Regions from separate parts of the Homo sapiens genome. Here region 1 is linked to region 2. The links are chromatin loops, found by intact Hi-C in ENCODE. Cell type or tissue: dorsolateral prefrontal cortex. All regions are shown on one strand. Links, peaks and the distances in the headings refer to the core of each region. The heading gives the core; the rest is flanking DNA. Region 1 overlaps LOC124903145 (a long non-coding RNA gene). Region 2 overlaps KATNAL1 (katanin catalytic subunit A1 like 1).

Evidence for each region. Peaks named below come from ENCODE experiments on the same cell type or tissue, not always from the same donor. Only the 100,000 strongest peaks of a DNase experiment are listed, where the experiment ranks them.
Region 1: it touches region 2 in a loop (4-fold over the local background); 7 of 110 quality-filtered maps call a loop at or near these places.

Annotation. Positions count from the first base shown.
Region 1 is chr13:30,328,138-30,344,374 of GRCh38, reverse strand. All of the region lies in intron 1 of LOC124903145 (a long non-coding RNA gene), which reads right to left. It overlaps LINC00426 (long intergenic non-protein coding RNA 426), which reads left to right. Exons shown (of 5, transcript NR_024464.2): 5 at 2,907-4,109. Among named protein-coding and RNA genes, the nearest start is that of LINC00427, 16 kb to the right of the region's middle. RefSeq lists an enhancer at 5,301-6,500. In dorsolateral prefrontal cortex, for the core only: a CTCF peak has its summit at 9,097 (motif pointing right); a DNase peak (open chromatin) is centred at 9,158.
Region 2 is chr13:30,247,299-30,263,535 of GRCh38, reverse strand. KATNAL1 (katanin catalytic subunit A1 like 1) reads left to right here. Exons shown (of 11, transcript NM_032116.5): 4 at 7,921-8,089. Among named protein-coding and RNA genes, the nearest start is that of KATNAL1, 52 kb to the left of the region's middle. RefSeq lists an enhancer at 5,512-6,012. In dorsolateral prefrontal cortex, for the core only: CTCF peaks have their summits at 6,564 and 7,646 (motif pointing left); a DNase peak (open chromatin) is centred at 6,014; H3K4me3 peaks cover 624 bases; H3K27ac peaks cover 2,035 bases.

The DNA.
Region 1 (16,237 bases), core at 4,742-12,741, 80 kb before region 2:
AACCTCTGCCTCCCAGATTCAAGCGATTCTCCTGCCTCAGCCTCCTGAGTAGCTGGGATTACCGGCGCCCACCATCATGCCTGGCTAATTTTATAATTTTAGTAGAGATGGGGTTTCGCCATGTTGGCCAGGCTGACCTCTAACTCTTGACCTCAGGTGATCCACCTGCCTCGATCTCCCAAAGTGCTGGGATTACAGGCGTGAGCCACCGTGCCCGGCCTAAAGCATATATACATTTTAAATGCATTCCCATATATTACCAAATTGCTTTCCAGAAAGTTTGTACCAGTCTATACTCATTGAAATTTATTAGTGTCTATTTCCTTGTACCCTTGCCAGCACTGAGTAATAATTTTAAAAAAATCTTTCTGGCCTTCTATTTATATGGGAAACATAGGGACTTTTCAAGAAGTCTAGCTTATATTCAAAATTTGGCAGCAGCTGGCCAGGCGCCATGGCTCACATCTGTAATCCCAGCACTTTGGGAGGCTGAGGCTGGAGGATCACTTGAGCCCAGAAGTTTGAGTCTAGCCCGGTCAACATAGTGGGTCCTTGTCTCTACAAAAAATACAAAAATTAGCTGGGTGTGTTGCTGTGCACCTGTAGTCCTAACTACTCAGGAGGTTGAATTGGGAGGATCCCTTGAGCCTGGGAGGTTGAGGCTGGAGTGAGCTATGATTGTACAACTGTATTCCAGCCTGAGCAACAGAGCAAGACCCTGTCAGAAAGAAAAGGTAAGAAGAGAAGAGAAAAGGTAGGAAGAAAGGAGAGGAGACGAGAGGAGAGGAGAGGAGGAAAGGAAGGAAGAAATTGGCAGCAGCTTTGAGGGTGAGCAAGCTCTACTATAATCCAATGCCCAGTCAAGGGTGAGAGAAATGAAGAAATGAATTGACTGTTTCTCCCAGATTATGCTTAGAAGATGACAGGAAGAATGTTGAAAATAATATGTATGTGTTCAGGATGTAAGAAAGATCAAACATAAAATATTCAAATCTCTTGGCCCTGTAATTATACTTCTGACAGTTTAGCTTAAATAAAAATTCCAGTGAAAGGGAAAAGGGTATATACACCAAAAAAGTTTATTAACAGTACTTATTTTTTTTTCTAAGACCTAGGTGAAAACAAAACATTACTTATATTAGGGAAACACTACAAACACTTAACAGAAGAGAAATAGTTTAAGAAACTGGGGTATATCAACTTGAAGGAATATTATACAGTTGTTAAATTCGTAAAGGTTATATAGAAACATGCAAATATGTTTATGATGTAATTAGTCATATAAAGGTTATATAGAAACATATATGTTTATGATATAATGTGAGGTATAAAAAGAAATACATACAATTTTTAGCATTTAAAAATATGTACTAGTTAAATCCACATCAACAAGACTGGAAGGAAATATAAAACTACTAATCGTTGTGAAAGAGAGTGGCATCCTATCTTTGAATTTTTTTTTTTCCTGCATTGATTGCTTTTATTTAGGAAAGACCTGATGTCATATGGAAGCCAAGAAGAAACTCTTGTCCAATTTGTAGGGAAAGCAGAGAGACAGAGAGACAGAGAGAGCTTCAGCTTGGTTTCAAAACAAGGATGGAAATACAGAACAACTTAAGTTACCAGCACACTTCATAACAATTAAAAATCATCTCGCTTCTTCCTTCTGCCAGCATAATTTTGGGCTCACAGGTGGATTGACCTGACCTCCAAGAAATGTGTGACAAGGACTCGCCCCTTACCTCCTCAGTTACAGCACGTTTGGTGTTTATGTGAAGCTGGTGGCTTTCAGTATCATGGTGAAAATTTTCTTTTAGGTCATAATTGCTTAACTACAATGAAAAGTATTGATTTTGGAAAAGGCTCATCTTCCCAAAGAGGTTCACTTCAGGAGGTGAATTAATGTGCTCCAGGGACAGTCATGGAAAATGCTTGGCCACACTGGCCGTGTTCTGTAGCCAGGCATTGCTGAACAGTGCAGAGAAAGGCGCTGGAGGCAGACAGAGCTGGGCTGGAAGCCAGGCTCCACTTCATACCAGAAGTATGAGCCCGGGCAAGTTATTGAACTTCTACAGCTTAGTTTACGTAGCTGTGAAAATGGATGAATAATGCCTGCTTGTGCTGTTGTTAGGGAGGGGACGCCTGCTTGGAGGCGAGTATGCAGTAGGTGCTCAGTGAGTGGTGATGAGATAAAAAGCAATGCTGCTCATTTTCTATATTTCTCTTTTCATACTTATTGAGATTACAATGGAGAGAAGGGACACCAGCTTAAAAGAAAACATTTGCAAATCTGTTTCTGATAAATGGAAATGAGAGCAACTGTAAACCACATGAGTCTGTCCAGGACAGAAGAGAGTGAGTGAAGGAAGGCTTTCTCAGCTGGGTGGTTATGTGAGCAGCGCCTCTACTGCCTCTCTGTTAAGTAATTTATCTGGACATCTTGATTGATAATGATGTGGCACTAAAAAACGAAAAGGCATCACAAAACTGCAAACCCTCTGCTTGCACTGTGGGAATAAAATTGGTCACGAAAAGGTGATGGCCACAAAAATCTGGTGGCGGGGTGGGGGGCGGGGGGTGCGGGGAATAGAAAATCTTACATAATATCTATTCCTGTGTTATTTTTTTAAAATCAGTTTATACAGTCTAATTTTTAAAAACAAAAGCTAGATTTTAGCTCTTCTCAATCCAGTGATTTGAAATCAGCCTGAAGAGAGCAAGGTGCATTGAATTTGCTATGACATCAACCGAATTTGTCAATTTCATTTGGATTTCCAGAATGTCCAGTGCTAGGAGACTCATAAGTTGGAGAGAAACGGCCTGATTTATAGAAACTGAGCGAGACTCCGGACCACCTGATGCAGAGAAACCTGTGACCTGAAAAAGTCTATTTGTGTTTCCTCTAGGAATCTCGGCCAAGAAGACAGGGACAAGCTCCCAACTCTGACTACCCCTTTTACAGGGAAAAAAAAAAAATCCCGTGCCTTCTTTGCAGCAAGTGACAAATCCTTGTCATATCGAGATGGCTTTTCCTCCTCCTCTTCAAACATCTTTTAGCAGCAACAGCAGCTCAAGTAACTGGAATTATTTCAGAGTTAAAATGCAGGCTTTGTAGACCCTCTTAGACAGACAGATTCAATTTCAAAGGAAACTTCTTTGGCTGGGTACTCAGTGAGTGTTACACAGGGATTTGGGGAGTTAATATTCACTGTTTCTGTTGTTGGAGAAAAGGAAAGCAGAGTTGCTCTTTCTCATTACTCTCCCCAACGCACATCTGTTTCCTCTCGTATCTTGGAATTAGGAAGATGGAGGAGACTTAAGTGGTGACCCACCTAGCCTCCTGATGCATGCTGGGCTCACTTTAAAACTCCCAAAACAGATGGCAGTTGATCACGGTTTTAAAGATCCCAGCATAGACTTTCTGCAGCCTCCCTTGTTAGCCACTATCAGCGCTTAACATTCTGTCATCTGAATAACTCCTTAAAAATGATAGCAATGGTAGTAGAAATTTAAAAGGAACCTCCCAAAAAACATGCAAAAGCTTACCACCCCAGTAAATCACCCGCAACAATGTCGCAACAGTTTAAATTTACTGCAGAGAGAGCTGAAGTTTAGGAGACACAGCTTTATAATATTTTTGAGAGATAGTTGAGTGCAAATGAGTCCTGTTCCTCTTGCATCAGGGCCTGCTCCACTGAGTCATCCTGCCTTCAGAAGCTTCCAGCTAAGTGGCAGGCCCCGGCCATAGGCTCCCTGTGTCCCCAGCCTCCAGAGAACACACAATGTTCTCATCGCCCTTAGCTCCATTCCAGAAGGGGCCTGCAGTTCTGCAGCTTATCAGGGGTCTACTGGGAAGTGAGATGTCACTGTCCCTTTCTGGCCCTGCATTGTCTGTGAGTGGCTCTCCTGGATTAAGAGTTGGCAAAGTATGGCCAGTGGCCAGGACTGGCCTGCTGCCTGTTTTTGTTTAACCCGTGAGCTAAGAATAGTTTTTACCTATTTTAAGTAGTTGAAAAAAAAATCAAGAGAAGAATACTATTTCGTGATATGTGAAAAATCACATGAAATTCAAATGTAAGTGTCCATAAATAAAGTCTTACTGGAAGACAGCCTTGCTCATTTATTTCTGTCTCATTCGCTACTGTCTGCGGCTGCCTTCACGCTACAATGGCAGTACTGAGTAGTTGTGACGGGCACTGTATGACAGCAAATCCTAAAGTATTTGCCATCTGGCCCTTCACAGAAAAAGTTTGCTGACCCTGGCTTTCGAGCCTCTCATCACTTTGGGATTCATCTCTTTACTTTCCCCAGAGTGAGGGAGGCAGTAACGTTCCTCGTGAGTGCTTAGTCCTTGCTCCCAAGGCAATAAACCCCCCAAAACCCCTCTCTTTCTGCAGTCTTCTTGTTGGCTTGATAGTGGTAGGGCTGGTTCAGCCAAGGTCACAGTTGGAGGGCAGGAAGGGGGTACAGCGAAGGACGACGGGGGTGTCTTCTCTAGTCCTGTTTGCAGCAATCTTTAGAATGCAAAATAATTAAGAAGAAACTGCTGTTTTTTGGCTGTGGGATGCAATTCGAATTCTGGAAAATTAGAATCAACAGAACGTGGGATGTGGGAGTCCAGGACAACTCCCCTGTTTTGGCTGTGTTTGGTGCCATGTGTGGAGGTGGGAGAGATGGGAGAAAGAAGAGGTTTGGGCAGGGGGAGGGAAGAATCAAGATTCTGCTTTGAATGGACGAAGGTTGTGGTTTGTTGAGAGGACAACTAGATAACTGGCCACTTGAAGATGGGATGGAAGTCTGAATCTGCAAGGAGTCACAGATGAATGGTATGGAAAGCTGTGGTAGTGGATGAGATCATACGAACGGTGGGTGCAGATGGAAACGAGAAGCCATCTAAGGACTCGTAATGGGCTCCTCAACACTTGGAAGTTGGGTAGAGGAAGAAGACCGCATGAGGGCAGGATCCTGAATGTTCCACTCACTGCTATATCCCTAGCACTGGTTACAGTGCTTGGCACACACTGCATGCTCAATAAATTATTTGTTGCCCATATAAGTGAACGTGAATTCCAATGGACTAGCATCTTCCACTCTCAACATAAACAAAAACAACAGCAACATTGCAATTCCCTATCTTCTCTTCCCTGATCTCTTTCTCATTCTGTCTCTCCTTCCCTTTTCCTCTGCCTTCCTGTTGCCTTCTCTGATATGAGTTAAATTTATCAGGGGTGTCCAGGTACCCGGCTATTCTTGAGCATTCCTTATCTGGCTACAACTCTGGGTGACACTGGTTACTAGTTTAGTGAACGAGCCAACATATATTCTTCTTTTTGTCTACATAGTTTTTTTTAATGTTAAACTTGTTCCTATTGCACCTCACTCTTTATGAACTGTCAGTTAATGCTATTTTGGCTCTATTCCTACCTTAGACGGATGCTTGACAACTTGGTGTCATCTGACCTTAATTAGGACATTCTTGGTTAAGACATTGTTGGTGTAAAGAGAGAGATGTTCAGTATGGGGTCCTCTCTGACATGAGTAAGGTCACAGAGGATGTCCCTAGGTGGAGGCTGAGTCATCGATAGGCTGCCTTTTGGGTGATATTATTCAGCTCTTTGTGCCTGCACTTAAGACAGAAGAGAGTCTCTCTTATTTCCTTCTATCTAATTGATGAAAAGTCATTTGTGATGGAATCTAAGGTCAGATTCCAGCACAAAGAGATTACATCTCTTGCTCATTCTTTATCTACATGGCCTATCTACCATCAAAGAAAATTAAATTGGTCTGCCAAGATCTGATCTACACATACCATTGAGATGAGTGCAAATTGATTGCTTGTTTTTGCTAGAGTCACTCTTGGCACAGAAGAGAAGTGGACTTCTATCAATCACGGCCTGCTTGGGAGTTGCGTGGGGTGGGGCGAGGGACGTTAGAGAGACTTGACAAGGCTGGAGGCCATGTTCAGCACCAGGCATTATGCCAAGCACTTGACAAGGATTTTCTCAACTAATATTCACAAATGCCCAGCGAGGTTGGTATGATTACATCTGCTTTCTAGTTAAGGAAACTGAGGCTGAGAAGGCAGAGTGTCATGTTTGAGGTCACACACTGGTAAGTGGCAGAAGCAGAACGGGAACTTCACATCCTTCACGCTGAGTCCAGCAGTTATAAATGTGTGGTATTCCAAACAGTATCGCATTGCAGGGAAGACAATCTTTAAACTCCCAAAGCTTCAAACATAACCAGGATACAGATCACTTCCAAATGTTTAGCTCTGCCCTCTAAAATCCAGCCGACATCTCCAACTGCCTTCTGGACATTTCTACTAGGACATCCTTCTAAAGGCTAGAGCACAATGTAGAAACTCAAATAACCATCTTCCCTTCAAAATCCTGGCCTCTGCTCCTCACTGTCCCGTTTCTTCATGGTATGTCATTCTGCCAAACTTCTCAAAACCTGAGTTATTCTGAATCTCTCCTCAGAGATTGTATCCCTAAAACATTTCTTATCTCCATCTCTATCTCCATTTTCACTATCACTACCATTTTGGCCTTTGTCACCTAGGGCTGGGATGACCAAAACAATGAAACATATCTTTCCCCAGCTGTCACAATTTAAACGCTGCTTCATCAAGTCAGAGCCTTAACTATGGGCCTCAATTTTGTCTGAATATTGGAATCACCTGGAGAGTTTAAGCAGCACTACAAATTCTCTATGAATGCTCTCCCCTTTCAGCATTACCAGGGTCATATAAGATGTGTTTGTATCTGGGAGACCAATGATGTCGTTGTAGGTTCTGGAGGTCAGACATAGTATCTAAGCATTAAGAAGGCACGGCCCTAGTCATACTCTTGTTTCTTTGGGCTGGATGAAGGCATGTAGGCTTGGCTGCCAATAAAGAGTCAAGTGGGAGAAACTTAACAACATTGCACGTTTCACTTTTCATTATTCCCCCGAAGGTATCTGCTGTGTTTTCCAGTGACTCAGCAGGTGGTAGTGCCTCCGTGAGGCCTCTGACCTTTCCACTAAAGGGCTACGCTTCAGACTTGTCAGCTTCTCATGTTAGGTCTTCTGCAGCTTTCTTGGAGCTTTCTTCCAGAAGACAGCTAGTTGGTTGGCAAATCTGGTCAATTATCCCAGAATATAATAGCTAAGTTTCTTAATTTGCATTCCATATAACACTAGTACTATGAGGCACTCTACAAAAAGGAGAATTCCATGGCCAAATAATCCTAGCAAATCTCTTGGAGTGGCACTTTAGCATGTTAAAGGCTTTGAGAAGATCTGCATTGCAAAGGTTTATTGATTTAGTTTGTTCCATTATTTTCCAAACGTATTTCACCATGGAACTCCTTTATTTTCAAGCACCATTCTAATAGAGCTAAGAGGCCAATGTCTGTGAGATATGATTTCTGATCGGTTAAAGCATGGGAAAATGGCTGCTGATAATATACGTCAATTGTAACAAACATCCTAATTTCAGAGACATTAAAATGTGAAAGCTTGTGCATCTTAGTCTTAGTTAAATCCAGCCATACAAAGTCACTTCCCTTGGGACTAGGGTTTTGTGGAACACCTGCGGGGAACTGCTGAGCAAGATGGCTCTATTTTAACAGGGGTGTTCTGGATATGACCAAACATGGGCAAGGTGGTAGAAAGGGCAGGCAGTGGAGGCACTGGAGGGGAGAAGGGATTTCCAGCAGCTGCCACTGCTCTGTGTTCAAGAGGACTGGCCTGGGAAGGAAGGAATGATGTCTTCATTGCCAGCAGCCTGGGCTCTGGTGGGCAGAAGAGTGTGATGACTCCAGTCCCCCGAGAAAGAGCCTTCTGGCTTGCCAGGTGAGAGGTATCATGAAACAGAAGAAGGTGCATATATGTTGTCATCAGGTGGCAGGGGAGGGGTGGTGGTGAAGAAGCTGATGGGAAGTGGTGTTGAGCCCCAGCTGTGCCCTATTGTGGTGGTGTGAATTTGAGGAAATATATATATATATACACACACACACACACACACACACACGTACATATATATTTACACAAATTTCTTTATATATATATATATATATATTTTTTTTTTTTTTTTTTTTTTGAGACAGAGTCTCACTCTGTTGCCCAGGCTGGAGTGCAGTGGCATGATCTTGACTCACTGCAGCCTCTGCCTCCTGGGCTCAAGTGATTCTCCTGCCTCAGCCTGCCAAGTAGCTGGGATTACGGTTGCATGCCACCATGCCTGGTTACTTTTTTGTATTTTTAGTAGAGACGGTTCACCATGTTGGCCAGGCTGATCTCGAACTCCTGACCTCAGTTGATCCACCTGCCTCGACCTCCTGAAATGCTGGGATTACAGGCGTGAGCCCCGCACCCGGCCAGTTGAGGGAGTTTCTTAAGCGACCTGAACATCCATATCTTAGTACATCAGTCGAACTACCATGATGATAACGATCAGACAGATTCTGTTTATGCTGTGTATAATAGAAAGCTGACTACGGTGGTGGACCCAAGTAAGGTCTTTTTCTCACACTTCTCAGGAAGTCCAGAGGTAGGCATTTTGGGGGGTGCTGGGAACATCTGTGACTCAGGTTGCTTCTTTCTTCCTGCTGCTTTCTCGAAGTGAAGCTTTTGTCTTCACACTGGCCTCTTCGTGGCCACACGATGGCTGCTCTACCTCCCACCTAACTCTGCATTCCAGGCAGGAAGGGAAAAAGGGGAAGCTCCTATACTAGGAAAGCAAAGCCATTCCCAGAAATCTCCAGCCAACTTCCAGCTAGAACCCCCTGGCCAGCATCTTAGCTACCAGTCTGATCAGACAAGCATTAGGGGGCACTTTGCCACCGTGAACAAAATTGGGATTTGTCAGAAAGGAAGAAGGTGAATGCAGATACTGGGTCCGTGCCTAGTAGCATCGGCCACAAATGTTGGTCGATTACCGGGCTCTGGGAGGTAAGAATGCGCTAACACACACAGATGTGCCCAGCTCTGTGCCGGACACAGAATGGACCCGCTACAGATGCTCTTCTTTCCACACCTCCACCCTGCTGATAATGTTTGATGGCTGTCCCCATCTTCATGGTTGGAAAATCTGTTGTAATTTGTGGTTTTACCACAAGGGGGCATGTAACCAGGAGGGAGTCAGAATCTTGGCTGTGCAGCCTTTGGTCCAACATGCACAGTGGAGGAGAAATCGATTGGATGTTTTGCAACAGGAAGCCCAGGGTGGACGCCAACTGGTAACTGGGCATCCAGACACGATATTGTGTTTCGTTGGAGAAAGTCAGTGTCTGGGCTAAAGTCCTTCCCCGACTACCCAAGTGGATTGCTCTCTTGTCCTCTGCGCTCCCAGAAGGATCGCTACCTAAGTTATTTGCACGGCTTTATGACATATCTTTGTTATTTCCCCGTGTTTACGTCCTGTGTCTCCGACCATGCTATGAACTCATTTAGGACAAGTCTGGCTTCTTGTCCCCTTTGTCCATGCTGTCCCTACCCCTGATCCTCTGACAGTCCAGTGCCTTGGGAGCCAGCCAGGTGAGCACCCTACAATGTACGCAATCCCTGCCCCTGCCTGACAGAACTCACATCTAAAAAAAAAAAAAATTGGGAAATAATGGGTCAAAGTAATGATCAGCAGTGGCTACTCACCTGAAAAAAAAAAAAAAAGCAACCATTTATCTTGTGCCTTCATAGAAGTACACACCTTTGATGAATTTGTCAAAAAATCAACCCTGAATCCAATCAAGCTTCTAGATATAACCACCAATTTACAGGACATAAAGGAGAGGAACATGTTAAATGATACCACAGAAATGCAATTAGCAAGAACCAGACTGTGGGAAACCCTACAGGACAAAATGACCCAGTTTCCTCAACAAATACATTGCCAGGAATCTAACAAATGTGGAAGACAAGCCCATAGATTAAAAGATGTTTAACAGAGATATCAACCAGTTGTGATATATATTTTATTTGGTTCCTGATCTGAACAAACTGTAGAAAAATATTTGAGGCAATTAAAGAAATTTAAAAACGGACATTGACCTTATCTATCTCCACTCCTCTTCAAATATAAGTTCCTAAAGTGTCCAGTTTACAAGTCAATTCACTCCTGGACAATCTAATATATATTTTAAACACTGGCCTGACTGAGAAATTATGTTTTTTTTTAGGTGTCATAATGATATTGTGATATGTTTTTTGAAAGAGTCCTTATCTTTTAAGGATGCATACTGAAATATTTTAGAGATAAAATGATATTAGGGATTTGCTTTAAAATAACACAGTATGGATGGAGGGGAATGGCTGGTTAATTCATTACAGATGAATTAAGACTAGCTAGCCAAGGACTCATGGTTGTGGAAGCTGGATGACAGACGCATAAAAGATCATTGTCTTAAACGCTCTAACTTTTGGTTATGTTTGAAATGTTCATAATAAAAAGAAAAGAAAAAGCTGAAAAAGGAAGAATCACTGGGCTAACCAAGCCATACCCATGGCTGACAGAGGTGGATTTACTATGGAACTGATGAAATGCAAGTGTGTGAGCCTGTCACCAGAGCAGGCCCCTCCCAAGGGAATTGTGCATTCATCATTTTTCTGAAGGAGGGCTCCCCAAATGGTAAAAGCTTGAGGCCTCACAAACCTTCCATCTACCCTTGATGGCAGGCAGCTGATGGACTCCTGCTTCAGACATTCAGTGAATATTTGCCGTTTTTGTTTGTTTATTTTTTCTGACAGAGTTAGGATCTCATTATGTTGTCAGGCTGGTCTCAAACCCCCGGGCTCAAGTGATCCACCCACCTCAGCCTCCCGAGTAGCTGGGACTACAGGTTTGCACCACTGTACCTGGCTAAAAGCAGTTGATATTGAAGATTTTCAAACTTACACAAAAGTAGACACACATCATATAATAAACCTCATGGGCTCTTCCCCCATTTAAGTTCTCAACATTTTGCTATAGTTACACCTTTTTTCTCCTCTTCCTTTTTCTTTTTCTTCCTCTCTTCCTCTTTCTTCTTTTCCACTAAGTAGTTCTGTTTCTCCATTTTCTTTCATAACCTCAATATCATTATCATACCTAACAAAATTAATAATTCTTTAATATTATTTAAGACTGAACCCATGTTCAAACTTTCCCAATTGCCTCAAAATGGTTGGTTCTTAAGCAAAAATCTCCAATCAATGTCCGAAACATGAAATAAGAGCCATTAATGAATCATCCCTCTTTTTGCATTAAACATTAGCTTAAGTCACACTTTCCTCCTCCACACCAGGTGGTACTGTATGAAAATACTAAGGTTGACCTTTTTGCAAAATGTAATTGTGCATGTAAATTTAAAATGGTTATATTTATCAATGGCTACTAATGGTGAGTAAACAAGGTATAAGCATGTTAGCTGAAAGAAGAGCTTATTTGAAATATAAATAAGACAACTCATGCATTTGCTCTCTGTTCCTTTTTTCTGCAAATAGCCTGCACTCTGCTGTTAACAGTGACCTTTCCTTCTAGCCCTGTCATTCTATAATTATCTAATATGTTATGTGTGCTTTGCATACTATGTAGACTATACTACACAGAATAGAATGCATATTGTATGCAGTCTGCTAGGCTTACTACCTTTTAATAGTTTACTAGGCATAAAAAGGTTAAGAACCAATAAAGGGCATGCACGCTGCATTAGTCAGCTCTCGCTGTCATAAAAAATATCACTGACCAGGTGGCTTAAAACAACAGAAATTTATTTTCTCACTGTTCTGTAGACTAGAAGTCCAATATCAAGGTGCCAGTAAATTTTGTTTCTGGTGAGGCCTCTCTTCCTGGCTTGCCTGACGGTGCCTTCTCGCCTTGTCCTCACATGGCCTTTCCTCTGTGTGTGTGCTCACATGTGCAGAGAAAGACAGCTCTCTGGTGTCCCTTCTCCTAAGGACACCAGTCCTGTGGGATTCGGGCCCCACCCTTATGATCTCATTTAAACTTAGTTACCACCTTAAAGGCCCTATCTCCAAATACAGTCACCTTGGGGATTAGGGATGCAACATGAATTGTTGGGGGGACACAATTGAGACAATACCGTGTGCAATGCACACACACACACACACCCTTAGGATAAGAGAGAATGAGGAGGAGAGAGGGGAGATGCTCAATGCATTGAAAATGAGGTCTTTAGGGACCTTATTAAGCACACTGCCTCTATGGCATATAGAGAGTAAGCCACATATTAAATTATCCAGCAGTGAATTGACTTGTAAACTGGACACTTTAGGAACCTGTATTTGAAGAGGAGGGAAGATAGATAGGATCAATGTCATTTTTTTTTTCTGAATATATATGTATTCTAAGGAGAGTGAATAAGTGAGTGGGGGACATTGACTGATACTGTATCTGGAAGGAATCTCAAGAAATCATCTGATTTAATGGTTGAAGGTAAGAATCAGTTCTGATGAAGAAGAGGATCACTGATTCAGAATAGAAAGGGGATTGCTTTTCGGAGACTGGTGAGATGCTGGCACTGCAGAGAAATGGGTTAAGGGAAGGTCAGGATTTTAGAAAAGGATACAATTATGTGAAGCTAGGAGTGGCTGGGAAGCCTTCATGTGACTTAGATCATTTTCAAAAGATGACATCCATGAAGTGACTGAAACAAAGGAGGTGACACATGGGCTGTGGGGTTGGAACTACAGTGTCATCTGCATTCTTTGACTTCCATGACTGTCTAAATTTCTGTGCAAATGCAGAACAACAAGACCCTGGACTGTTACTGGCAAGTTGAATGTGTGGGCGCCCTGCCACCAACCCTCAGCTTTCTGGCCAGAGATGTGCTGAAGGGCTCTTCTACTGTTTTCGCTGTGGATAGACATTTATCTTCTGCCTTTCAGAAACCACGCAGGAGATGTGCCTTGCTCAGGGTTTCCATGGGGCGGGCTGGGGCAGTGAGCCAGCCAACCTTTGAAATTGAAGAAGCACAGAAGGCCCATGCCCTTGGGCCGTACTAGTGATCTCAGCAACTGAGACTGAGTTTGATCCTCCAAGCATCTGAGAGATGTTTTATTGTGTCGGTTCCTGGAATAAAGGGAGTATCTTTTTGGGACAAGCACAATAACTTTTGAAAAAGTGCAGGAAAATACTTGCTCCAGAGCTGTTAGGTTTAAAAATGAACAACATGTTGAGAAATCTTTAATTTCTTGAACCTCTGTTTTAAAAAAGAAACCTCCTGATTTTAGAATTCCTTTTGTTGACAAATTAGACTTTGGAATTGTGTGAAGGAAGAACTTTTGCTTTTATTCAAGAATTCATATGTAATTGTCAAGAACTTTGAAGGGGTTGAGATTTTACCCCACTTGCAAGCTAACAAGTTAGCTATTCCAAGTTAGTTTCATGGATAGTGGGAAAAGACGTGAGACTGTTGAGTCAGGGAGATGGTTTATTATCTGCAGCCATAGCAGTAGATAAACTGTCAGCGTGCTTTAAAGAATTTATACTGGCGGCCGGGCGCGGTGGCTCACGCCTGTAATCCCAGCACTTTGGGAGGCCGAGGCGGGCGGATCACGAGGTCAGGAGATCGAGACCATCCCGGCTAAAACGGTGAAACCCCGTCTCTACTAAAAATACAAAAAATTAGCCGGGCGTAGTGGCGGACGCCTGTAGTCCCAGCTACTTGGGAGGCTGAGGCAGGAGAATGGCGTGAACCCGGGAGGCGGAGCTTGCAGTGAGCCGAGATCCCGCCACTGCACTCCAGCCGGGGCGACAGAGCGAGACTCCGTCTCAAAAAAAAAAAAAAAAAAGAATTTATACTGGCTCCCCACGTCTCAAAAGAGTGATTGAAGAGGGTCAGATTATACATGCAAATGCAGTGGGTTGCATTTTAGGACAGGAATTCTGAGCTTAGGGGACCTGAACAAAGGGCAGTAAGCATGCACGCCCTTGATTTCAGGATTACTTATTATCTCTATCTTCCAAGGATGTAGGCAAACCTACCCTTTGCTCCCAAGGTACATATGATCTCTGTTTTCAAGTTTGTTCACTACAGAAACATCCTTCAAAAGATAGGCCAGAGCAAAGGACAGGCAGTGTTTCTACTCAAAATATACAGAAATGCAGCCCGGCATGGTGGCTCACACCTGTAATCTCAGCACTTTGGGAGGCTGAGGCAGGTGGATCACTTGAGCCCATGAGTTCAAGAACAGCCTGGGCAACATGGTGAAACCCAGTCTCTACTAAAACAAACAAACAAACAATACAAAATTTAGCAGGGCATGGTGGTGCGTGCCTGTAATCCCAGCTACTCAGGAGGCTGAGGTGGGAGGATCGCTTGAACCGGGAAGGTGGAAGTTTCCCTGAGCCGAGATCTCGCCACTACACTCCAGCCTGAGTGATAGAGCAAGACCCTCCCTCAAAACAAAAACAAAAACAAAAACAAAAACAAAAACAAAAACAAAAAAAATACAGAAATGCAAGAGATCCACAGATAATTATATCCCAACAGTAATATGTCATTTAAAACTTAAATTCCTAATAAATTGAATGAAAATGAATAGTTTTACTGTACCTTATTTTCAGTTGTGCCCCAAATCCTCTCTGCAACTCCCCCTTTTTTGAAAACAGTGGTCTTGAAGAGTTTTCTGAATGTCTTATCATTATTGATGCCCCTGGGCCAAAGAAACTTCTTAAACACTGCCGGAGTCTTCTGTATACCGTGGTTTCTGCTTTAATTGTTTCTACCTCAGATTCCTTCTGGCTTAAATATTTCCTCTTTCATGCCTCTGTCCAGGTGACTACCTGCTAGTTATTACCTCTTCTCCACTCCCTGGACTCAGCAATGTTTTCTATCTTCCTACTCCCAACATTTGGTTATTCTGGGTTTCGTGTCATTTGCTCTTGCCTACACGATTTATGAAAGAAGACAAATCCTGACCTTGATCAACTCCACTCCTGAATGCCTTGGCCTCTATCACTGCATAAAGCTGGAAAGAATCTTAAAAGCTGTCTGGTCCAACCTGCTCATTTTACAGATCTGTGGGGCTCTGTGGTCAAATGAACAAAGGAAATACTAAGTTTAAAAAGTTAAACAGGTGCAACCACTTTGGAGAGCTGTTTGGCAGTTTTTATAACATTGAACATATATACCCTATGGTCCAGCAATTTCACTTCTACATGTTTACCCAAGAAAAATGAAAACATATGTCTACAAAAAGACTTACATAAGAATGTTCATACCAGCCTTACTCATTATAGTCAAAACTTGGAAACCACCCAAATATCCATCAACAGGATAATGGATAAACAAATTATGAGATATGTGTGTATATATATATATATATATAATCTCTCTATATATTACAATATAGATGTATATAATCTATCACACTTATTTACATACACAATGCAATACAACTCAACAATGAAAAAAAGAACTACTAATATACACAACAGCATTGACACAACTAAAATATCTTCACACTGAGCAAAAGAAGCAAGCCACACAAAAATACATGTGGCATAGTCCAAGAACAAGCAAAGGCAGATGATGCTGATGAGCGGTAAGACAGTGGTTGTCTCTGAGTGCGGACAGTGGGTTGGCTGGAATCGGGCATGGAGAAACTTTCTGGGGTGATGGAAATATTCTACATCTTGTTTTGGGTAGCAGTAAACTGAGCATTAAACTCTCAAATATTATTGAGTTGAATACAAGACCTGTGCATATGTTCATTCTACCTCAACTATATATTAAAAAATTAAACATTTCTTTACTCTGCGGCTTTCCAGAGGATTTAATAAGCAAATATGTATTGTGCATCTTTAAGAAGGAGACACAGCCTAGAGTGTTTTTTAAACGTGTTTGAGGAGGGGACATTATTTGAAGGAGCATCTCATGGAACAGGAAACACTGTAGAGGAGTGATGTTTTCGTTCGAATATTGACTTTAGAGCATCTCACCAGGACTATGTTTTCTGCTGTGATTTCCTTCCTTCTGCTCAGCCTAGAGATGGACTGCTCGTGCCAATCCATGGGGCAGGGGGGCAGGGGGATGAGGTGCCTGCTGTGGCCCAATTCTCCTGCCTTCCTGTTACCAGACTGGAGCCCTCCATTGGCACCCTGCCCTCTCTAGGCCACTGGATCACCACCACCTTTGCCTGCTGTCAGAGCTAAGAGACCCACTTGGGCATCTGCTGTATTTGCAGAATTGTATCAGTCACACGGTTCATTTATTCAGCCATGGGTGCATGCATTCACTTACTTACAACCTAT
Region 2 (16,237 bases), core at 4,361-12,360:
TTTGTATACTGAGACTTTGCTGAAGTTGCTTATCAGCTTAAGGAGATTTTGGGCTGAGACGATGGGGTTTTCTAGATATACAATCATGTCGTCTGCAAACAGGGACAATTTGACTTCCTCTTTTCCTAATTGAATACCCTTTATTTCCTTCTCCTGCCTAATTGCCCTGGCCAGAACTTCCAACACTATGTTGAATAGGAGTGGTGAGAGAGGGCATCCCTGTCTTGTGCCCGTTTTCAAAGGGAATGCTTCCAGTTTTTGCCCATTCAGTATGATATTGGCTGTGAGTTTGTCATGAATAGCTCTTATTATTTTGAGATACGTCCCATCAATACCTAATTTATTGAGAGTTTTTAGCATGAAGCGTTGTTGAATTTTGTCAAAGGCCTTTTCTGCATCTATTGAGATAATCATGTGGTTTTTGTCTATGGTTCTGTTTATATGCTGGATTACATTTATTGATTTGTGTATATTGAACCAGCCTTGCATCCCAGGGATGAAGCCCACTTGATCATGGTGGATAAGCTTTTAGATGTACTGCTGGATTCGGTTTGCCAGTATTTTATTGAGGATTTTTGCATCAATGTTCATCAAGGATATTGGTCTGAAATTCTCTTTTTTGGGTGTGTCTCTGCCCGGCTTTGGTATCAGGATGATGCTGGCCTCATAAAATGAGTTAGGGAGGATTCCCTCTTTTTCTATTGATTGGAATAGTTTCAGAAGGAATGGTACCAGTTCCTCCTTGTACCTCTGGTAGAATTCGGCTGTGAATCCATCTGGTCCTGGACTCTTTTTGGTTGGTAAGCTATTGATTATTGCCACAATTTCAGCTCCTGTTATTGGTCTATTCAGAGATTCAACTTCTTCCTGGTTTAGTCTTGGGAGGGTGTATGTGTCGAGGAATTTATCCATTTCTTCTAGATTTTCTAGTTTATTTGCGTAGAGGTGTTTATAGTATTCTCTGATGGTAGTTTGTATTTCTGTGGGATCGGTGGTGATATCCCCTTTACCATTTTTTATTGCATCTATTTGATTCTTCTCTCTTTTCTTCTTTATCAGTCTTGCTAGCGGTCTATCCATTTTTTTGATCCTTTCAAAAAACCAGTTCCTGGATTCATTAATTTTTTGAAGGGTTTTTTGTGTCTCTATTTCCTTCAGTTCTGCTCTGATTTTAGTTATTTCTTGCCTTCTGCTGGCTTTTGAATGTGTTTGCTCTTGCTTTTCTAGTTCTTTTAATTGTGATGTTAGGGTGTCAATTTTGAATCTTTCCTGCTTTCTCTTGTGGGCATTTAGTGCTATAAATTTCCCTCTACACACTGCTTTGAATGCGTCCCAGAGATTCTGGTATGTTGTGTCTTTGTTCTCGTTGGTTTCAAAGAACATCTTTATTTCTGCCTTCATTTCGTTATGTACCCAGTAGTCATTCAGGAGCAGGTTGTTCAGTTTCCGTGTAGTTGAGCGGTTTTGAGTGAGATTCTTAATCCTGAGTTCTAGTTTGATTGCACTGTGGTCTGAGAGATAGTTTGTTATAATTTCTGTTCTTTTACATTTGATGAGGAGAACTTTACTTCCAAGTATGTGGTCAATTTTGGAATAGGTGTGGTGTGGTGCTGAAAAAAATGTATATTCTGTTGATTTGGGGTGGAGAGTTCTGTAGATGTCTATTAGGTCCGCTTGGTGCAGAGCTGAGTTCAATACCTGGGTATCCTTGTTGACTTTCTGTCTCGTTGATCTGTCTAATGTTGACAGTGGGGTGTTAAAGTCTCCCATTATTAATGTGTGGGAGTCTTAAGTCTCTTTGTAGGTCACTCAGGACTTGCTGTATGAATCTGGGTGCTCCTGTATTGGGTGCATATATATTTAGGATAGTTAGCTGTTCTTGTTGAATTGATCCCTTTACCATTATGTAATGGCCTTCTTTGTCTCTTTTGATCTTTGTTGGTTTAAAGTCTGTTTTATCAGAGACTAGGATTGCAACCCCTGCCTATTTTTGTTTTCCATTTGCTTGGTAGATCTTCCTCCATCCTTTTATTTTGAGCCTATGTGTGTCTCTGCACGTGAGATGGGTCTCCTGAATACAGCACACTGATGGGTCTTGACTCTATCCAATTTGCCAGTCTGTGTCTTTTAACTGGAGCATTTAGTCCATTTACATTGAAAGTTAATATTGTTATGTGTGAATTTGATCCTGTCATTATGATGTTAGCTGGTTATTTTGCTCGTTAGTTGATGCAGTTTCTTCCTAGTCTCGATGGTCTTTACATTTTGGCATGATTTTGCAGCGGCTGGTATCGGTTGTTCCTTTCCATGTTTAGTGCTTCCTTAAGGAGCTCTTTTAGGGCAGGCCTGGTGGTGACAAAATCTCTCAGCATTTGCTTGTCTGTAAAGTATTTTATTTCTCCCTCACTATGAAGCTTAGTTTGGCTGGATATGAAATTCTGGGTTGAAAATTATTTTCTTTAAGAATGTTGAATATTGGCCCCCACTCTCTTCTGGCTTGTAGAGTTTCTGCCGAGAGATCCGCTGTTAGTCTGATGGGCTTCCCTTTGTGGGTAACCCGACCTTTCTCTCTGGCTGCCCTTAACATTTTTTCCTTCATTTCAACTTTGGTGAATCTGACAATTATGTGTCTTGGAGTTGCTCTTCTCGAGGAGTATCTTTGTGGCGTTCTCTGTATTTCCTGAATCTGTATGTTGGCCTGCCTTGCTAGATTGGGGAAGTTCTCCTGGATGATATCCTGCAGAGTGTTTTCCAACTTGGTTCCATTCTCCCGTCACTTTCAGGTACACAAATCAGATGTAGATTTGGTCTTTTCACATAGTCCCATATTTCTTGGAGGCTTTGCTCATTTCTTTTTATCCTTTTTTCTCTAAATTTCCCTTCTCGCTTCATTTCATTCACTTCATCTTCCATCGCTGATACCCTTTCTTCCAGTTGATCTCATCGGCTCCTGAGGCTTCTGCATTCTTTGCGTAGTTCTCGAGCCTTGGTTTTCAGCTCCATCAGTTCCTTTAAGCACTTCTCTGTGTTGGTTATTCTAGTTATACATTCTTCTAAACTTTTTTCAAAGTTTTCAACTTCTTTGCCTTTGGTTTGAATTTCCCCCCATAGCTCAGAGTAATTTGATCGTCTGAAGCCTTCTCTCAGCTCATCAAAGTCATTCTCCGTCCAGCTTTGTTGCGTTGCTGGTGAGGAACTGCATTCCTTTGGAGGAGGAGAGGCACTCTGCTTTTTAGAGTTTCCAGTTTTTCTGCTCTGTTTTTTTCCCCATCTTTGTGGTTTTATCTACTTTTGGTCTTTGATGATGGTGATGTACAGATGGGTTTTTGGTGTGGATGTCCTTTCTGTTTGTTAGTTTTCCTTCTAACAGACAGGACCCTCAGCTGCAGGTCTGTTGGAGTACCCAGCCGTGTGAGGTGTCAGTCTGCCCCTGCTGGGGGGTACCTCCCAGTTAGGCTGCTGGGGGGTCGGGGTCAGGGACCCACTTGAGGAGGCAGTCTGCCTGTTCTCAGATCTCCAGCTGCGTGCTGGGAGAACCACTGCTCTCTTCAAAGCTGTGAGACAGGGATATTTAAGTCTGTAGAGGTTACTGCTGTCTTTTTGTTTGTCTGTGCCCTGCCCCCAGAGGTGGAGCCTACAGAGGCAGGCAGGCCTCCTTGAGTTGTGGTGGGCTCCACCCAGTTCGAGCTTCCCGGCTGCTTTGTTTACCTAAGCAAGCCTGGGCAATGGTGGGCGCCCCTCCCCCAGCCTTGCTGCTGCCTTGCAGTTTGATCTCAGACTGCTGTGCTAGCAATCAGCAAGACTCCGTGGGCATAGGACCCTCCGAGCCAGGTGCGGGATATAATCTCCTGGTGCCGCGTTTTTTAAGACCGTCAGAAAAGCGCAGCATTCAGGTGGGAGTGACCCGATTTTCCAGGTGCCGTCTGTCACCCCTTTCTTTGACTAGGAAAGGGAACTCCCTGACCCCTCGCTCTTCCCGAGTGAGGCAATGCCTTGCCCTGCTTCGGCTCGTGCACGGTGCGCACACCCACTGACCTGCGCCCACTGTCTGGCACTCCCTAGTGAGATGAACCCAGTACCTCAGATGGAAATGCAGAAATCACTGGTCTTTTGCGTCGCTCACACTGGGAGCTGTAGACCGGAGCTGTTCCTATTGGGCCATCTTGGCTCCTCCCCCCACTTTTTTTTTTTTCTTTGAGATGGAGCCTTGCTGTGTGGCCCAGGCTGGAATGCAGTGGCACGATCTCAACTCACTGCAACCTTTGCCTCTCAGATTCAAGTGATTCTCCTGCCTCAGCCTCCTGAGTAGCTGGGATTACAGGTGCCCACCGCCATGTACAGCTGATTTTTGTATTTTTAGTAGAGACAGGGTTTCGCCATGTTGGCATGGCTGGTCTGGAACTCCTGACCTGTAGTGATCTGCCTGTCTCGGCCTCCCAGAGTGCTGGGATTACAAGTGTGAGCCACTGTGTCCGACCCTTAATACAGCCTTTTACGTTGTATAGCATAGTGCCTTTCATTCATTAAGATTTAGCTATTTGTTGAAAGAATTAATAATATTTTAAAGATTCCTACTTACGATACTTGTTTATAATCTGATAGCAAATAATTAAAAAATTCTAAAGTCCTTTTTAGAACCAGAAGTTATCCTTAATGATTAAATTCTGGAAAGTTACTTGGTTTGTGAAGACACCACTGAAATTTAGTAGAAAAAGGTGGGTCCTATCAGTAAATGCTTCTGGGGTAATTGATTATCCATTTGGGTGAAAAAAAATCGAGATACTCTTCTTCCCCACCTCACGTCGTACAAAAATTAATATAAAATAACCAATACCTAAAATATTAAAAGTAATAAAGTAAAACTTCTAGAAGAAAACATGGGAGGGATATCATCATGATCTTGCGGTAGGCAAAGATTTATTAAACTGGCCACTAAAGCATTAAATATAAAATATTGATAAATTGGACTTACAGAATCATGACCTCTTTATCAAGAAAGATACCATTAAGAGAGGTAAAATACCTTTATAACAGACTTGCACCTGTACATGTACCCCTGAATCTAAAATAAAAGTTGAAAATAAAATGCAAAAATAAAGAAAAGAGCAAATCACACACTGGGAGAAGATATTTGCAAAGCATATATGTGACATAGGACTCGTATCTAGACTATATAAAGCAGTACCAATAACATTTACAAATAATATTGATATTTAATATAGCTTTGAAAGAGGAAGTATTGGATTTCGAAGGAGATGAGGCTTATTTGCATGTGATAGAATAAGGCATATTTCTTATTCCTATAGGGAAATCTCAAATAGGAGAATTGAACACAGCACAGATATTTTTGTCTTTCACCTGCAGATCTAACCAGTTATTCTCTAAATTTGAAGTGCCGTAAGCTAGTACTGTGTCAGTCTGTTTGACCATTAGAGCAGAGGTCAAGGATGCTATGTAATCCTACTAAAGTCTATTTTTACAGAGAGACTAGTAAAAGAAGCCTTGAGACCTTTATTGTTTACACAGCCTGGAAGCTGTCACTGAGTCCTTAAATTGAAGCATGACATTGTGCAGTGATGTGCTAGTGGACAAAGAAGTACAGAACAGAATCAAGGATGTCCTTTGGGAAGTCCACAGAGTCTGTTACAAATGTAATATCCAATTGCAGTGAGATGGAACTGAAGACTTACAAAGCAGAGGCACACTTCCTATGAGACAGGGGCCTTGCCACAAACGACACGTCTGGCTTCTTGAGCAGTTTCACTCAGACTATTTAGGAGCCCATCAGAATATTCAGTGGCAGAACAAGGTCAGTAATGGCAAACACTCAGAATGCAGCCTGTGTAAGAGCTTTGAACCAATTCTTCCACAATACAGCTTTACTGAGCGGGATTTGTGTGGAGAATGGACTACAGCAGGACTCCTAGGCGGCCATTGAATCGCAAGCTGAGGTGGGGAAAGCGCAAGCTGAGGAGGCAGAAGGAATGTTGTCTGAGACCTGCTGCAGTGCACCCTGAGCAGTGAGGTCACAGCAAGCCCAGCCATGGGCAAGCAGCCTGGCATCCAGCTGGGAGGGATGGGATTGCTGTTGGTGAGCAGAGGCTCTGGCTAGCTCTTGAGTCTAAAAAGCAGGACCACAAAGAAAACAGACTATTTAAATAGCAGGTGAAGCCGCTTACAAAAGAGCAAACTTGATGCAAATTCTGTGTGGAAAAGATTGTTGGTCTCATTTTATTGTCTTTGGCCATACCCATAAATCTGACTCAGGAAAGACATTTATATGTACACAAGTGTATACAAATAAAAGTAAAGTTTTACTCTATTACTTTCCACCCCTTCATCCAAAAAAAAAAAATTAGGTCAAAAAACAGTGGTCACATTGAAATACTAGAAATAGAGCAATTTAACAATTACAATTTTTTATTCTTTACCAGACTCGTCACATTTTTATTTTATAGGTAGAATGCTTAAAAGACTACTAATGTCCTAAAGATGATAATGTAATAATACTTTAAATTTTAAAATGCCTCATAGCCATTACTATGCACTATTTTGTAGTTGCTTTCCTGAGGATTTCTTTCACAAGATTGCTTGTCTTTGTCTCCTCCTAGGGTCAGTGTGGTAGAGGCCATATACCACCTAATGGGTGCCTCAGTAAATACTTGTTTAACTGGACTGAACTCCAAGGATTAAGATGTCAGTGTATGTTTACCTCATAGATAGACATACGGTTTTTGCCGGCCTTCTAGAAATTTCACGATGTAGTCTAATTCCAACATCTAAATATGCTGTATCAGACTCACAACATGTTAACACATTTTTTTTTCTTTTTTTTTCTTTTTCTTACTGTTTTGGCCCTTAGTTTGCAACCTTCATGGCTTTTTATCCATTTTCCTATCTTTGAATTATGCATATGTGTCACCTTTTCTGATATGAGGAACGGAACTCCATGATGAGTTAGGTGAATTATAAGTGTGAGGCTGGAAAGGGGATAATAATAGATATGGCATGTGGTTAAAAATGGAATACACATATGGGATCTAGAGGGCTACAGATACATACATAGCTATAGAAAGAGAAAAGGTAGGAAAACAGAGGTAGAGACATTTCAAGAGAGAACTAAGATTAGACACGAAGTGATAGAGTCCCTTTCCCAAGAATCAAAAAGAGACAAAAACTGTGCTGAGAAGCCTCAAAACTTTAATGTTTGCAGGAGACAAGTTCCACAGTAGATGAAACAAAATATGTTATTTTGCATGCATACTTATATGTATTTATCAAAATTTTTAATCACATTTGGAGGACTGTATAATTTGAATGATTCTGTGATTTTTAGACATTCTCAAAACATGAATATTTTAAAACATAATTACTTAAAGAAGATTTCATTGTTAGCTCTGCCATTTGTAATTTGATGAATGAAATGTTTAATTTTCCATTATAGAAGCAGAGAAAATCATCTTGGTTGTAAAACAGAAATTAGTAAACTGTACAAATAGACTTATTTAGAACTTCTGTCCTTACAGCTTTTAATGCTTTTTTCTAAAAAAAAGTTACTTATTCTTGGTTTAGGACAGTAATGAATAAAATTATTGCCTTTCCATTATGTTGTTAAGATTATTAGATAGGGATAGTCTGTGTTGCCCTCTATTGGTGATTAATAATTAACTTTTGACAGAATAATTGCTGCTTTATGTGTCATTTGTGTGTATTTAATAATTGTATCAGCCAGTATATTTTAGAAAAAAGAATTTGGGAAAACTAACCTAATAGTTGTGGCCATGAATTGGCCAAAGGTGAAAAAATTAGCTTTCGGGCTTTTTGATTTAACAATTTTATTGACTAAGATAGTATTGACATACTTTTGCCTTTGATTAATTTTAATTTTAATTTTAATTTTTTTTTTTTTTTTTTTGTCAGAGCTCCACCTCAGATCAGGCGTCCCAATCGAGAAGTAAGACCTCTGAGGAAAGAAATGGCAGGAGTAGGAGCCCGGGGACCTGTAGGCCGAGCACATCCTATATCAAAGAGTGAAAAGCCTTCTACAAGTAGGGACAAGGACTATAGAGCAAGAGGGAGAGATGACAAGGCAAGATGCTGTCTTTCTGTAATTCACTCACTTGAAGCCCAGGACTTTTGGTGGATGTTATGATTTTTGTTGGCTTTTCAAGATACCCTGGTTTTGACGTGGAAGAGTTAGAAAAAAGTCTCATTCAAAGCCTAAGTAGTCTTTGTATTTTGAAGGCCATGCTGCAATGCAAATCACCTCAGAGGCGTAGTAAATATCTATATACACATACATGTATAAAAATATTTAGTGAAATGGATCCCTTGTAAGAAAAAATACGGCTTTAAAACTTTTTTGAAAAATATTTTAATAAGTATTCTGAATAGAAATGAGCAATAAATGAAAATAGTTATGGGGAAAGACAAGAAGGTAGATGTATCTGTTCACAGAATAAGATGAGGGATATGATTTACTACTGCCAAAAATAAGTATCTTTGATTTATCTGTAGATTATAGTAGAACAAGATTTTTTTTCTTTTCCTTGAGAAGATTCCCCTTGCTTAGGGTTCATTGTGCACACGTACTTATTTAGGAAATTGATTGGTGAATAAACATAGTATTCGGTGGAAATTGTACTTCCCTTAAAATGGACTTAGGACAGTGGGTTGAAGATAATCTTACAGATTAAGGAGGTAGCCAGGATGATCTGATGTGTCTCTTAGGCCTTAATTTTAGTAAAAAGAGAAAAATTTTTAAGTGATAGTATTTCCTGTTTCCACCGTGATGTCATAAATGAATGATAATGTAATCAAATTGCCACAGAAAAGTTTTATTTTACTAGTTAGAGATTCAGGATCTGTCATCACATTCAGGCCATGATATGTATAATAAAGATATATCTAATAACAAGTGGTTATCCATCAAAACTGTATTTGAATATTTTTATTACGTGTAATTTTGATCTGTAGGTAAGGACTCCAGACCAACTTCCTAGGTCTTATAGCCATAATACATAGACCAAGATAGAATAAAATTGGTGTTTTCTGAATATTTCTATTTATGAGATAGTTCAAAGACATATTCTACCTCCCTGCCTCAATAGGACACTGAAAATGAATTAGATTTTTTTAATGTTTGTAGTTTGTGGGAGCTTTTATGCCATGAAACAGCAAGTGATTCTATTTCAGATCCTTTTTGGGATTAGTGAAGGGTAGTAATAAATACATTAACTTTTAAAATTTGTTCCCTCCATTATCAAAAGCCACATAAATGGATACTTGAAACTCTTTATCTTAAATATTATTTTTGTTTCTTTTCTTCATTTTTATGCAGCTAACATTGGTTTGCATTATAGAGAATACAGTACCGGCTGAAATCCAACCTCCAGTTTGCTAGTAGCTTTTAGATAAACCTTTAGAACAGGGTAAGGAACTTTCAGTCTTGAATTTACATAAGAGAAACCATGGTGACGGTTTACTGGATGCTGCTTTGCTGGGCACCGTTCAAAGTGATTAAACAGTAATTCATGAAGCAATCCCGTGAAGTAGGTGTCTTACTATCCCGACTTTACAGATGAAGAAACTGTGGTACAGAGCGCTAAAACTTGCCAGCGTCTCACAGTGAGACATGGATACTGGAAGAATGGAATTTGTGAAGTCACACATCTTTTTCCTGTTTAACCTTAAGATTTTTCATGTTATGTAGTTCCCCACCTACCAAGCTAGATGAAAAGTCTGGATTGGATTTACCAAAAGAGATCCAGAACAATTAAATGTTGGTTTTTAAATGTGACTCTTAAGCAAAGAACAAAATAATCAAGCAGCATTTTTTGAATGTCAAATACATTTTTTTTTTTTTTTTTTTTTGAGATGGAGTCTCGCTCTTGCCCAGGCTGGAGTGCAGTGGCACAACCTCAGCTCACTGCAGGCTCCACCTCCCAGGTTCACGTCATTCTCCTGCCTCAGCCTCCCAAGTAGCTGGGACTACAGGCACCCGCTACCATGCCCGGCTAATTTTTTTTGTATTTTTAGTGGAGGCGTTGTTTCACCATGTTAGCCAGGATGGTCAATACATTTTTTTTCCTGGAAATTATAAATTGTCTTTCATTTATAATGTTATCAAATGATTTTCTAAATCTTAGTTATTCTTTCATTGACATGTAAGTACTCAGAATGTCACTAGAAAGTAACCCTTTTATGTAAGAAAAGAAAAGAACTCCGCAGTTGTTTGGAGATAAAAGATATGTTCTGAGTCACTGTGGAAACAGAGGGGACTACAGTTTTTCAAAACAAACTCATGCAAACTTCATAAGCCTTTGAAAGGTATATTTGACTCAGTTACAATTTTTGTAACCACACAAATATTCATTAGGATACTGAAGTTCCTGAAACTCACTGAAGGCTGCGATAGGTTTTGAGGCAGCTTAGGTGAAACTAATAGATACCCACTTCTGCTAAAAGCTCATTTGAAAATGAGTGTTGGGGCCAGGGGCAGTGGCTCACGCCTGTAATCCCAGCACTTTGGGAGGCCAAGGCAGGTGAATCACTTTAGCCCAGGAGTTCAAGACCAGCCTGGGCAACATAGTGTAACCCCGTCTCTACTAAAAACACAAAAATTAGCTGGGTGTGGTGGTGCATGCCTGTAATCCCAGCTACTTGGGAGGCTGAGGCATGAGAATCGCTTGAACCTGGGAGGGAGGCAGAGGTTGCAGTGAGCTGAGATCCAGCCACTGCACTCCAGCTTGGGCAACAGAGCGAGACTTGGTCTCAAAAAAAAAAAAAAGAAAGGAAAATTAGTGTTGTTTGGAAGTACCCTCAGAGATATGGGAGTCCCCAGTGTTTATTGTATTTGTTTTTCTTAAGATCAGTTTTGTGTATTGCTGCCAGCTTTAAAATTGAAGCAGAGTAGAACAGAAAACTCAGTTTATTGCCCATAAGTACAGTATTATTTTGATAAAAATATATACAAATTTATTCATATGTTTATGTACACCAGCTCATGATCCAGAATGCATTTATTACTTTGTGCCTGGGTCAGAATTTTGAAAGCTGCTGCAGCACTCTAACTATGTACTTAACTTTATAGATGTAAAAAAAATTGAGGATAAGAGAAGTTAGACATATCTTGCTTAAGGTCCCTGGTATATTTTTGGATTTTTAATTTGGTGTTGGGAACTGTATGATGGAACAACTAATAATAGCAGTAGTAGCAAATGTTAGTCTTCCTTGAGCGCACTTATCCTTTTTGAAGCTTTCTACAAAAAAAGCCCGCTTTGAAGCTTTTTACATTTATTGGTTTATTTGATCCCTGCATAATCCTGTGAGCTCAGCATTATTTTTCCTGTTTTATGTGTAGAGAAATTGAGACACTGAAGTCTTAACTGCAAATAGATGGTGAACTAGGATTTGAACCTTGTCTATGTGTAATACCTGAGTTTTTTAATCATTATGCTATACAGACTCTTATTTGAAAATGCTTACTGTCTTCTTATAATAATACGAGTTTATTTTCTGAGACTGATTATGTCTTTTTTCTTTTTCTTTTTTAAAATTACTGACAGGCTTCAGGTTAGATCCAAGCTTAAAATGCTGTTTTTCAGTAAGTAACAATCACTTTGCATAGTGATCTATTGTTGAGGCTTTATCATTTTCCCCCCTGAGGTCTACAGGGTCATCCATAAGGCTAGTTAGTACTCTGTTTATTGGACACATCTTTATTAAGTGCACATTTGTGTCAGTAATACTTCTAGGTGCTAGAAATACAAACGTTAATGAAATGTAGCTCCTGGCCTGAATAAATTAACTTTTAAGCTATATTTTTTCTGTTTTATTTCAGTGTGTCTGGTCTCTTCCTACTATGACAAAATAGCTTACACAGGGTAATTTAGAAGGAGTAGAAATTTATTTCTCACAGTTTTGGAGGCTGGGAAGTCTAAAATCAAGCCACTAGCAGATTTGGTATCTGCTGAGGGTCTGTTCCTTCTAGATGGCACCTTCTTATGTGTCCTTACAGGATGGAAGGGGCCAACAGGCTCCCTTGGGAATCTTTTATTAGGGCACTAATTCTGTTCATGAGGGCAGAAGCCTCATTGACCTAACCACCTTCCAAAAACCCTGTCTCCTAATAACATCACATTGGGGCTTAGATACCAACATGAATTTTGGAAGGACACAAACATTTAGACCATAGCACCTGGGAAAATCGGATTTATTATTATTTTGCTATTTAAGCTTAGAGTCAGATATATACATAGAAGTAACGAAAGGATTTTTTTTACTTAAGAAGGATAATCTAAAAGTAAAATATTAGGTAGCAGAAGAAATGTTTTTGTTTTGTAACCTTAATTTATAAAACTCTGATTCTCAAGTATTTTTTTTTTTTTTTTTTTTGAGGCAGAGTCTTGCTCTGTCGCCCAGAGACTGGAGTGCAGTGGCGCGATCTCGGCTCGCTGCAAGCTCTGCCTCCTGGGTTCACACCATTCTCCTGCCTCAGCCTCCCGAGTAGCTGGGACTACAGGCGGCCGCCACCACGCCCAGCTATTTTTTTGTACTTTTAGTAGAGATGGGGTTTCACCGTGTTATCCAGGATGGTCTCGATCTCCTGACCTCGTGATCCGCCCGCCTCGGCCTCCCGAAGTGCTGGGATTACAGGCGTGAACCACTGCGCCCAGCCAAGTATTTTTAAGATTATAGTTTTATGGTTAATTAACTCAGTGAAATGAGCAGTACTTCCATTATCTCATGATTAAAGCTATATATGCTTCTAAATAGAATTCAGATTAAAGTATGGCAAATTATATTCTCTGAATTCATTTTAAAGTTGTTAAAGGACTTTATTTCATTAAATTGTGCATAACAAATGGCCATTTATCATGAGAAGACTTTCCTTCTCATGAGTAAGTCTAGGGATATCTGATATGGAGAGATGTTGCAAACTAGATTGACATATTCTTTTGAGAGCTATTGATTGATTATACAAATGAACAGTGACTTCATAGAAAATATTTCTACTGAAGAAAAGTGCACAAATTGTATACTTTTTTGATGAATAATGATAATCTAGCCAGTGGTGTATATTAGTAACTACTTTTATGAAAAAAAGGTGTATGTGTGTATACACATTAAAGAATAAGATGATAATGAAACAATAAAAACATGCTAGAGCTTTACTCATTGATCAATGACTTGAGCAGTTTTCAAATACTGGAAGAATAATCAGATTTTTTATGCTATTTACAGTGTAACAACAGCAAAAATGACATGCTTTTAAGTTTAGTCTGCATTATTAACATTTTCCCCATTACTTTTCTAAATCTAGACAGTCAGGAAAACAATAAATCAAGCCCTGATTTATAGCATTTGCTAATTCTGTGATATAAATACCACCTGTATGATGGATTTCAACATCATGTCACTGAACTCATAGTTGAGATGAGTTTGGGTAGCAGCCTACCATTCTATGGTGTTTCCACCATAGAGATACAATAAACTATGGAACCTCAAGATAATAGGTAATAGTAAAATAATTAGGATGTGAGGAGTTTTGCGTATTTATTTCCTTTTTTAAAAATACAACTTATTCAAAGTTTGTGTAATTTAATATTTATTAATGGCTGCATTTCACGGCTGGCTCACAAAATTTCTGAAAATTTAGTAGCTGGCTCTCAAAAACTAGTAAGAAACAACTTCAGCATCTCACTGCATGTAAGCCTTGTAATTCAATGTAACCATCAGCTCTGGGGTCAAGAAATCGAACATTTGGCACCTCAGAAGCCATATTCATGATCCCTCCCAATCCTTGCCACTTACCTCTTTCCCAAAGGTAACCACTGTTCTGATTTCTAATGCCATAAATTAATTATGCCCATTTTGGAACTTTATGTACAGTAAGTATTCTTTTGTGTCCAGCTTTTTTTGTTCAAGGTGTATTTGTGAGATTATTTCATGGTGTTGTATATATTTGTAGTTTATTTTCATTGTCATATAGTAGTATATCACAGTTAAAATCTGTTTTCTTATTAATGGATATTTGGGTTGCTTTTAGCTTGAGACTCTTGTGAGTAATGCTGCTTTGGATGGTTTTCTGCTTATCCTTTGACATATATATGCATGAATTTCTAGTGAGCATATACCTAGGAGTGGAACTGCTGGGTCATAGGATATGCATAAATTAAACTAGGGAAGAACACCAGTTTCCAAAGTGGTTATACAAGTTTTCCCTCTTACCTACAGAGGGGAAGTTTCAGTTGCTCCACATCCTTGTCAACACTTGATGTTGTCAGTCTTTTTTTTTTTTTGAGACAGAATTTCGCTCTTGTCGCCTAGGTTGGAGTTCAATGGTGCAATCTGGGCTCACTGCAACCTCCGCCTCCCAGGTTCAAGCAATTCTCCTGCCTCAGCCTTCCAAGTAGCTGGGATTACAGGCATCTGCCACCACAGCCGGCTAATTTTTGTAATTTTTTTTTTTTTTTGAGACGGAGTCTCGCTCTGTTGCCCAGGCTGGAGTGCAGTGGCACCATCTGGGCTCACTGCAAGCTCCGCCTCCTGCGTTCACGCCATTCTCCTGCCTCAGCCTCCTGAGTAGCTGGGAATACAGGTGCCCACCACCACGCCCGGCTAATTTTTTGTATTTTTGGTAGAGATGGGGTTTCACTGTGTTAGCCAGGATGGTCTTGATCTCCTGACCTCGTGATCCACCCGTCTCGGCCTCCCAAAGTGCTGGGATTACAGGCGTGAGCCCCCGCACCTGGCCAATTTTTGTATTATTAGTAGAGATGGGGTTTCACCACGTTGGCCAGGCTGGTCTCGAACTCCTGACCTCAGGTGATCCACCTGCCTTGGCCTCCCAAAGTGCTGGGAATCCAGGCGTGAGCCATTGCGCCCGGCGTTGTCAGTCTTTTTTAGGTATAATCATATCTCATTGTGATTTTCCCAGGATATTTGCCATGTGGTGTGTATTTACCTGATAATTTATGAAGTTGAAAACCTTTTCATATGTTCATTGGCTATTTGTATCATCATGACTTGTTTTTAAGAAACATCTTTTTCTGTCCTTTGAATATTAAGTTGCTCCACAAATTTTGTCTCTGGTGGTAGCTAATTTATAGTGCTGGGTTTTGTTTTTATTTTTTTTACCTTGTTGTACTAGATTATAGTAAAGTAGTTTTTATATCTAAATAACTATTTGACCAAACTTGTGATTTAGAATTCTAAACCCATTTGTGGAAATATGTGCTATTCTGGTTTTTTACTCACCCACCGTTGTTTTTTTCCTGTGCAAATGTCAGCTTAGTCTTTGACAGGGATGAGTCTTAGGTCATAGGAAGAGTTGCATTCAAATATTTTAACCTCTTATTCAGAAGACTAATACACATACTTTTCTTAGACTGAACAGTCTTTCTGTATTTCAGCCTTGCCAAGTGAGAGTGCTTTAGCTTCTTGATTTTAGAATTTGTATATCCTTATTGAACTATCTTAAGTTTCCCACTTTCAAGGCTGTCTTAATAGGAGTGCATGAGCTCTTATTTAATGTGGTATTTGGTATTTCTTATATGGTAAGATTAAATGTGGGGCCTTAATAGCCGTATATGTTTTTTCTTATCCTCTCTCAGACTCTACCACTCATTTTAGCCATTCTGTATACTACAGAAAGTGTAAAATAAAACATGAGAGAACACACTGTCCCTGGCTTGTTGGCATCAGAGCAGCCAGAGAGTTCCTCTTAAATATAGGTCAGATTGTGTCTTCTGCTCATAACTTTCAGTGGCTTCTTATCTTAGATTAAATGCCAAGTCCTTATAATGGTCTACAAGGCTCTGCATAGTCTGGCATCCATTTCTTCTTTGACCTCATCTTCTTTCTCCCCTCCTCTCATTTCTTTCTGTTGGTTTCTGTGTTGTTCCTCAGATTTGTGAAGTATATGCTGACTGTGGCAAATTTGAACTTGCTGTTCTGTCTCTGTTTTACTATATATTTTACTTATTAATATATTGTGCCTCCTAACTTGAGTATATGCCTCATGAGGGCAGGGGTTTCTGTTTGGTTCACTGCGATATCCTCAGTGCTTAGAATAGTGCTTGGCACATAGTACTGGCAAATATTGTTGAAAGAACATACGTATTGATAGGTGTGCAGAATGATATGGATTCATAATTTCAATTTAAATGTATTAACACTCAAATGCAGGGCATGATACTGAAATTAGTAAGCACTGTTTGCATTTATTAACTTA